Regions from separate parts of the Homo sapiens genome. Here region 2 is linked to region 1. A link is an interaction called in ENCODE POLR2A ChIA-PET data of the cell type or tissue named here. Cell type or tissue: A673. All regions are shown on one strand. Links, peaks and the distances in the headings refer to the core of each region. The heading gives the core; the rest is flanking DNA. Region 1 overlaps TCF7L1 (transcription factor 7 like 1). Region 2 overlaps TCF7L1 (transcription factor 7 like 1).

Region 1 (4,396 bases), core at 324-4,323:
TCAGGAGGGCAGCAGCACCTGGTGGGTATGCTGTGCAGTGGGCGTGGGCTCCCCAGGGGATGCAAGGGGAAGCCAGTCAGGGTCAGGCAGGGCCAGAGCAGCCCCGTGGGCATGTGTGGCCAGCAGCTGGCACCACAGCCCTCTGTGAGCTGAGAAGGTGACCTCACTCCAAGGGGGGCCCTTGGAGCTATTTTCTAAAGCTGCTGCCTTTGATGCTTTCTTCAAATCCCATGAGCAAAGTGGCAAACTTGGGTGGGGAAGCCCCAGAATCTGGCTGCTGTGCAACTTCATTCTGTTTCCAAACAGCGGTGTGGGAGCTCAGCGCCCACTCCAGTGGGCAGTCCGAGGATGCCCTGGAGCTAAGCCGGGGAACCTGTTCTTCCTCCCTGCAGCTGTGCTGGACAGCCAAGGCCTTGGTAGGTCAGGAAGGAGGGATTTTTCTTTTTTTAAATTAATTTAAAATATTTAAAACTAAGGTGTAATATGTATACATAAGCAAGTACACAAATCTCGTGTGCGGCTCAATGAATCTTTAAGACAGGATTTTGTTCTGTTGCCCAGGCTGGGGTGCAATGGCTCAATCAGAGCTCACTGTAGCCTCGAACTCCTGGGCTCAAGCAATCTTCCTGATTCAGCCTCTCGAGTAGCTGAGACCACAGGCATGTGCCACTACAGCCAGCTAATTCTTAAAACTTTTGTAGAGATGGGGGTCTCACTACGTTGCCCAGGCTCTAGTGAATTTTTAATATGTAATTTTTTTTTTTTAAGACAGAGTCTCACTCTGTCACCCAGGCTGGAGTGCAATGGTGCGATCTCAGCTCAGTGCAAACTCTGCTTCCCAGGTTCAAGTGATTCTCCTGCCTCAGCTTCCCGAGTGGCTGGGATTACAGATGCCCGCCACCACACCCGGCTAATTTTTGTATTTTTATTAGAGATGGTTTCGCCATGTTGGCCAGGCTGGTCTCGAACTCCTGACACCTCAGGTGATCCACCCACCTCGGCCTCCCAAATTACAGGCATGAGCCACCAAACCTGGCCCAATATGTAAATATCAATGTAACCACCAGCCTAGATCAAGATGTAGAATGTTTTAAATTGATTATAAGTTGCAGAAGCAATGCATGAACACACTCTCCTTGTAAAGCATTAAAACATGAGCTGTGAGCCGACCCCTCCCAGTGTCCCGCCTACACACACAAGGCCCCACTGTTATATGTAATTGATTGTGTGTCCGGAAGCAGGGGCTTCCCCCTAGGCATTCCCAGGCCTCTAGGCAGCTGAGCAGCCTGACCCAACAGGTTTAGGGTCTTTCTCCTTGAACATTCTCTTCTGCCCATTCCCTTCCCCCACCCAAATCCTCCAACAGAGAAAGAGCCTGTGGATTTGGATAACACAACTGCCTCGCTGAGCTTCCTCCCTCCCCATCCTTACAACTGAAAGCGGTCTGACTCGGACGCTTCTAAGCTGTGGCTGCAGAGAACACAAAGAGCAGCCTTCGGCGCGCGGACGCACCATCGATGTACTGGGTTGGGGCGGGGGGGACGCCAACCGGCCCCAAAGCACATCGAAGCCAGAAACTGCCCGAACTAGTTACATTCCAGCAAGATTAGCACAAGGCCGGGCCTGCTCCTGCGCCCACCCCTCCTCCCCTCCTGAGCCATGAATAGGATTTTTAACTATTTCCCTCCCACTTGCTGTCCAGCCTCACACATGGACAATGCTCCCCGCTGTTTGCACATTAACCTCCCATTTGCCAGGCAGCTTCTCAGGGGCTGCAGATTAACATCCACCAACTCAGACAATCATCCCCGGGGAGGGGTGCAAGGGGCTCAGACAAAAGCTACAGACACTGAGCCCAGTCAATCACCGCACAGTGACCACTGGCCAACAGTGCAAGGGACTCCTGGACTCCAGACACACAGGAATCACCACAGGCGGCTCATTCCTGGCTCTGGGCACCTGCCCCACGTGGGACCAGAGAGGATACTCCCCTAATGCAGGCCTACAGCAACCAGAAGACATCCTCCCCACCCCATCTAATCTGGGACATTCTGGCCTAGGAGGGGCCCGAAAGGATCAGGGACTGAAGGGCTGGGAAGGCAGAGGGCAGCCTTAGGCAGGCCTCGCAGACCCAGCCCACCCTGTTTAGGCTTCTCCTTTCTCCCGGCAAAGCGGAGCTCTCAGGGGACAGAACAGGAAGCAGGTGCCTCAGGCCCCTGCCCTGGGGCTCCCTGGGAAAGCTGCCTGGTCTCTCAGCAAGAAGGGCCCCTGACTGAAGCAGCTTGTAGACATGATTCCATACATCAAAGCCATTTTCCTATTCCCTTGTGTGCAGGTGTGCACACAGGCATGAACTTGGAAACACAACAGCATGTAGGGGGGAGGGAATGGGGAGACAGCTGGACTGTGAGGTATGGGAATGGTCCTTCTATGTCCTAGGCCAGCAGCTCAGCCCCTGCATTTGTATTAAAAATCTCCTCCAGGTGATGCTCATGCACCCTGGTCCTGAACCAGAGGCCCTGGAAGTGAACAATCGCATGCATTAGCTGAGGATCCTGTTAAGATGCAGTCTGGGTCAAGAGGTGTGTCGTGGGGCCCAGGATGGTAAGTTTCTAACCAGCTCAAGACACACTCTTGAGGCCATCTCAGTGAGGCCTCAGACTGGGCGCATCATCAGAAGGGCGATCTCTCTGTATGCTGCTTCACCAAGTAGTTGTCTGGCTACAGTTTCCACCCTTCTCGAGAAAGGTCACCACCTCTCAAGACAGCCAGTTGCAGCTGCGGACAGCTCTGTTTGAGTCCTTCCTCATATTAAGACATCCAACAGTGACAATCTGAAGTCTTTCTTCTCTTGACCTGGTAGTTCCAGACCCTCAGAAGACCTTGTGGCTTCCACTCGTGTTTTCCCCACATACCTGTGCCTCCTCATCTAGGCCAGTGAGGCTGTTTTTCTGAGCTTCATTCTCTTCTTAGTACTAATGCCAGACAGGGTGGGGGCAGGGGAGCAGATCTCAGTGCAGATTGGCGAGGCTATTTGGGTAGGAGTGAGAATAGAGCCCCCAACGGAAACAGAAACCAGAGTTCTAGCCTGGAGCAGTTAACATACAAGAAACTTAAGGACAATTAAAAAGCAACAACCACAATTAACGTGGTTTACACAGGCAAAACTCATTAATGTGGATCGGGGTGCTGGAGTTTACCTTTGCTAGGCAAACCCTTTTTACAGACAGTACAGATTAATTGCAAGCAAGACTCCAAGGGGAATATCTAAATGGCTATGAAACAACCTTCAAGCCCCCCCAATGCAGGAAAAAGCACCACTGACCTACAAGGGACACACAGAGGACTTCGTCCAGGGAGCCCCCTTGCCAGTCTGGCTTCAATTCCTGGTGAAGTTCAGAAGCAATAAACCTGTGCTCCTTTTGAAAGGTTTTATAATTCAGAAGACCCCCTAATTCACACTAACATCCACCCCAAGTCTGAATTAATTGTGTTACCCAGCAGTTCTGCTAAGGAATCACTTCATCATCACTGCTGCAGGGAAAATTTGAGCGGGGCCGATGGTTTGCAGTGGCAGCAAGTCTACAAATGATTATCCCTAATGAGATGATGCGAGAGCAGCCTCAAATAAGGCACTCCTCCAGCTGCCCCGTGCCCAGCTGGGCTTCCTGCCCTCCCACCCGCTCCAGGCCATGAGCCCTTCATGGGGCTCTCATGGCAAGAGGGGCCTGGATCTTCCAAAGGTGAAACCATCCCAAAGACCCAAGGGCTCCCACTCAGTCTCCTGCTGCCACTCCCTGCCCCACTGCAAGGTCACACATGACAGTGGGGTCTGGCTGAGCTAGGACTGAATCCTGACTGTACCCCTTACCAGTTGTTACCTTGATCTAAAGTTAATCTTTCTGAGCCTCAGCTCCCACATGTTGAAAAGGTATTAGTATAATCCAGTTCCTAAGATTGTGTGGTGGTTTAACTGAGTGAACGCTTAGCATGCACAGGGCCTGGAGTAGGTAAACTCTTACGATGGTAGTAAAAAGGAGGAAGATTTCTTTTAAGGACAGGGAGATGGCCCCTCTTTCTTTGAGGCTCCAAAGCTCACTGTTCTTCTGTTGTGACACTAACCTTTCCCTGCCTTGAGATCAGTTCCACTACTTGTGTTGTTGCTCTGGTGGACCAGGAAACAGACAGTTCCTATATAAGGTCATGGCCCCACTCATCTTTTACTTACCTACTGCAACGTTCAACCCAATCCTTGCAATTAGTAGGAACCTGATCAATATTTCTGCATTGACTTGCCAGCATGAACCAGCCTACTCAGGACAAAGCATGGAGGTCGTAACCAAATGGGTCAAACAGCCAACAGACCAGACCTCCCCGCCCCCGCCCCTGTGAGCAG
Region 2 (4,396 bases), core at 158-4,157, 100 kb after region 1:
AATTAGCCGGGCGTGGTGGTGGGCACCTATAGTCCCAGCTACTTGGGAGGCTGAGGCAGGAGAATGGCGTGAACCCGGGAGGCGGAGCTTGCAATGAGCCAAGATCGTGCCACTGTACTCCAGCCTGGGTGACAGAGCAAGACTCCATCTCAAAAAAAAAAAAAAAAAAATTTATAAAGGCTAGCAAGATCATGAAACCCAGGACCACTAAAACAGATAATGAGTTTATCTTAACAAAACCCTTGCTGTGTGTGCCAGGCACTGTTCTACATGCTTATATGCAACCTTATTTAATCTTTGCAACTATGAGGTAGATCCTGGGAATACATCAAAGTATGGCTTCAGCCTATACTAGTCAATGGAAATCTGTTATCCAGCTTTAGCATGAATCTTCAGAAGGACTGAACTTCTGCCTGATTGATGATGATGTAATCACATAGGTGACCAACATATCCCATCCATGTAGCAATGTGAGAACTAAGGAAACGAAGCATTGTTCAAATCTGCTGTCATTATCTGAGCATGCCCTTTCAAAAACAGGTAAACATTCCACGTGCAACTTGAGTGAAAATCTCCTTGTGACCCTTATCTCTTGAAATGTATCAGTTGGTAGAAATATATATATGCTTATTTTTTGTTGAAAGAGTAAAATATAAGCATGAAAAATATTAATTTTATGTAGAAAGCAATTATCATGTAAAATTATACAACTATTAAGTAGGGGGATTGATGAACAGAATCACCAATATTAAGAGTACATTTAAAAAAAGAGACTAGGCTGGACGTGGTGGCTCACACCTGTAATCCCAGCACTTTGGGAGGCCGAGATGGGCAGATAACCCGAGGTCTAGAGTTTAAGACCAGCCTGGCCAACATGGTGAAACCCTGTCTCTACTAAAACTACGAAAATTAGCCGGGCATGGTGGCACGTGCCTGTAATCTCAGCTACTTGGGAGGCTGAGGCAGGAGAATTGCTTGAACTTGGGAGGCTGGGGTTGCAGTGAGCCAAGATCGCGCCCCTGCACTCCAGCCTCGGTGACAGAGTGAGACTCTGTCTCAAAAAAAAAAAAAAAGAGAGAGAGAGAATGGTATATCCTTTTAGAGCAAATAAATGCTTATTGTTTTAAAATTACAATAGGCATATTATATTCTACCTCTAGTCGCTACAGAACTGCTTAGTGCACTCATAACATTAAACACAATAACCTTTAGTAGCTATATATGCAACCCTAGGGTTCAGACAGTGGTCTGTAAGTAACATTCTCCACTAAAAGAAGACAGAGCTTCTTCTAGAAATGGCCAGCTCCTGGCCTGGGACAAGAAATGTACAAGGTGTGCTGGAGTATCCTGCCAGACCAGTAAGCAGAGAAGCATCCAAGACCACCAGGATTGTGTCACAAGGACTCAGAAGCCAGCCTGAAGAGGCTCCCCCTGGCTAAAGATGGGACAGTTTGGGTATCAATAAGGATAATAATTGCAAATGGATTGAAAGACATTAAGTAGGTTTAAATCTATTTCATAATATTTTAAGCTTCATTGGTCACCTTTACAGGGTGCCATGAAACCAGGAGGAAACTGGTATATAAAGGGAAAGAATGAGGCATTTAAATTGCTTTCCCCATATGATCTAAAACAAGGGTCAGCAAATTTTTACTGCAAAGGGCCTGACAGAAAATCTTTCCAGCTCGGTGGGCCACATATGGCTTCAATCACAGCTAATTAACTGGGCACCTTGTAGTGCCCCAAAGCTGCCCTAAACAATATGCAAATGCATGAATATAGCTGTGTTCTAATAAAACTTTATTTATCAAAGTAAGTGGCAAACTGGTCTCAGCCTGTAGACTCTAGTTTGCTGACCTCTGATCTGAGGTAACTAAAGAGTTGGTGAGGGGTAGTTTCTCTTTTTAAAAATATTATAACTGATAGACAAGGGAATGATACAAATAGACTATCACCATTTTGAAACTGCAAATGAGGTAAAGGATGTGGGTGCTGATAATTAGTAGCTGCTGACATCACAGAGAGATAATCAGTATCTCTGATGGAAAACAACATCTATTATATGAAGCAGTCTTGCAAAAATAAGTTAAAAAAGGAGAGAGGGAATGGGAGAGAGAGAGAAACACTCTGAATCTTGACCAAAAATCTAAATCTAATAATTTTCAAGAACTTCAGTGGATAGAGCAACATGTTAAAAGATATCATGAGGTTGCACTTAGCAAAATCCAGACTGTGAAAAACTCCACAGGAGTCATCAAGATAAAAACCTAATTAGGAAGTTACTCACATCCTATGAAAAATGCTGAGCAGAATGTCAACTTTGCTATCTCAACATTTCGTAAGGAAAAAACTCCAAAATCTTGCAGTATAGTTTCTTGATAAATCATCTTTGATCCAGACATAATAAAGACTATAAAAGCTTCAGAGAAAATAAACCTGTTATTTTTTAAAAATGAGAGACCCCAAGATATCTCATACTTTCACCTTATTTAGTATGCACAAATATGTTCTATAGTGTCACAGAAACAATCTAGCAACTGAAAAAATTATTGCTCCTGCCCTACACTGTCAATTTTTAAAAACTGATCATCAATTTGGCAACTGTCACAGTGGAAATTGTTTCTGGCAAGAATCATCAATGGCCACTAAAACCATTGGGTAAAGGTTTGATGAGAAATGGGATATTTACATAGTCTCAAAGTATGTCCCATAAAGTACTGATTAATTACAAAGAAGAAAAGTAGTAACTTTCTTGGAGAAAGCTGGAACACATGATTTTAACCAAGAAAACAAAATTAGTATCACCTATAATGGGAAAAATAGATAACGTTCCTGAGGAGATACAATAAGAACACCCTATCTTTCCTGCCCAAAATGTACAACCTAAAGCTACTCATGAAGAAACACCAGAAAAAAAAAAAAAAGTCAAGGTTCTTCTGCAAAATAAATGGCCTGTAATCTTTAAAGAGTCAAGAACATGGCCGGGCGCGGTGGCTCACGCCTGTAATACCAGCACTTTGGGAGGCCAAGGCGGGTGGATCACGAGGTCAGGAGATCGAGACCATCCTGTCTAACACGGTGAAATCCCGTCTCTACTAAAATACAAATAATTAGCCAGGCGTGGTGGCGGGCGCCTGTAGTCTCAGCTACTCAGGAGGCTGAGGCAGGAGAACGGCGTGAACCCGGGAGGTGGAGGTTGCAGTGAGCTGAGATCGCTTCACTGCACTCCAGCCCGGGCGACAGAGCGAGACTCCGTCTCAAAAAAAAAAAAAAAGAGTCAAGAACATGAGAGACAGGCCGAAGAACTTCCAGACTAAAGGAGACTAAGAGACAATTAAGCATAAGATGTGATGTTGAACTCATCCTAAAGCCAAAAAAAATGAATAAATAAAAGTAAAAATGTTTTCCTCTTCTACAAAAGACATCTATCAGTAAGACAACTGGCAAAATCTTAATAAGTTCCATAGATGAGACAATTGTACTGTCTCTATGTTAATTTCCCGATTTCAGTAATTACACTTTGGCGAATGTCCTTGTTTTTAGAACGTATCTTGTCCCTTCATCTTATTTAGAGTCACAAATATGCTCTATAGTATCAGAGATGCAATCTAACAAATTATGCCCCCTTAAGTAAAGGGACATTACGCCTGCAACTTACTTGCAAATGGCTCAGAAAAAAGTTACAGAGCCGGGCGCGGTGGCTCACGCCTGTAATCCCAGCACTTTGGGAGGCTGAGGCAGGCAGATCACTTGAGGTCAGGAGTTTGAGACCAGCCTGGCCAACATAGTGAAACCCTGTCTCTACTAAAAACACAAAAATTAGCCAGGTGTAATGACAGGTGCCTGTAATCACAGCTACTTGGGAGGCTGAGGTGGGAGAATGGCGTGAACCCGGGAGGCGGAGGCTGCAGTGAGCTGAGATGGCGCCACTGACTCCAGCCTGGGCGTTGCAGCCAGACTCTATCTCAAAAAAAAAAGTTACAGAAAGAAGGCAAATTTAGGGGAAAGTACAAGGGAATTATTTGTGCTATTTTTGTATATTTTCTGTGACTGAAATTATTATAAAATTAAAAGTTAAAATGTAATTTATATTTATATACTATACTGCTTACATATATCCTACATATAAATTTCAACTTATTTATAAAGTTAGTGTGTGTGTGTATACACATATACACACATATGTGTATATGTGTATATACATATATACACATATACACACATATATATGCACATTATCTTGTTGATAGCTATTTGATCAAGAACTCACACAAACTGGCAATTATGTTAAAGTAATTTGTTAAGTTTTTGCAAAGGGAATTGACAACCATGTAAATTCAAAACCCGCACTAAATACTAATTGCTTTTGTTTATGCATTTCTGGCCTCTCCCCTGA

Evidence for each region. ChIA-PET counts read pairs that join two places held together with the same protein. Peaks named below come from ENCODE experiments on the same cell type or tissue, not always from the same donor. Only the 100,000 strongest peaks of a DNase experiment are listed, where the experiment ranks them.
Region 2: POLR2A ChIA-PET joins it to region 1 with 8 read pairs; 3 of 35 experiments call an interaction of 5 or more read pairs at or near these places.

What each region holds. Positions count from the first base shown.
Region 1 is chr2:85,253,352-85,257,747 of GRCh38, reverse strand. The region is part of intron 3 of TCF7L1 (transcription factor 7 like 1); the gene reads right to left. Among named protein-coding and RNA genes, the nearest start is that of TCF7L1-IT1, 69 kb to the right of the region's middle. RefSeq lists enhancers at 807-1,530, 1,531-2,253. In A673, for the core only: no CTCF peak of the experiment used is centred there; DNase peaks (open chromatin) are centred at 1,637 and 2,187; H3K4me3 peaks cover 418 bases; H3K27ac peaks cover 2,561 bases.
Region 2 is chr2:85,149,115-85,153,510 of GRCh38, reverse strand. All of the region lies in intron 3 of TCF7L1 (transcription factor 7 like 1), which reads right to left. Among named protein-coding and RNA genes, the nearest start is that of TCF7L1, 18 kb to the right of the region's middle. In A673, for the core only: no CTCF peak of the experiment used is centred there; a DNase peak (open chromatin) is centred at 2,250.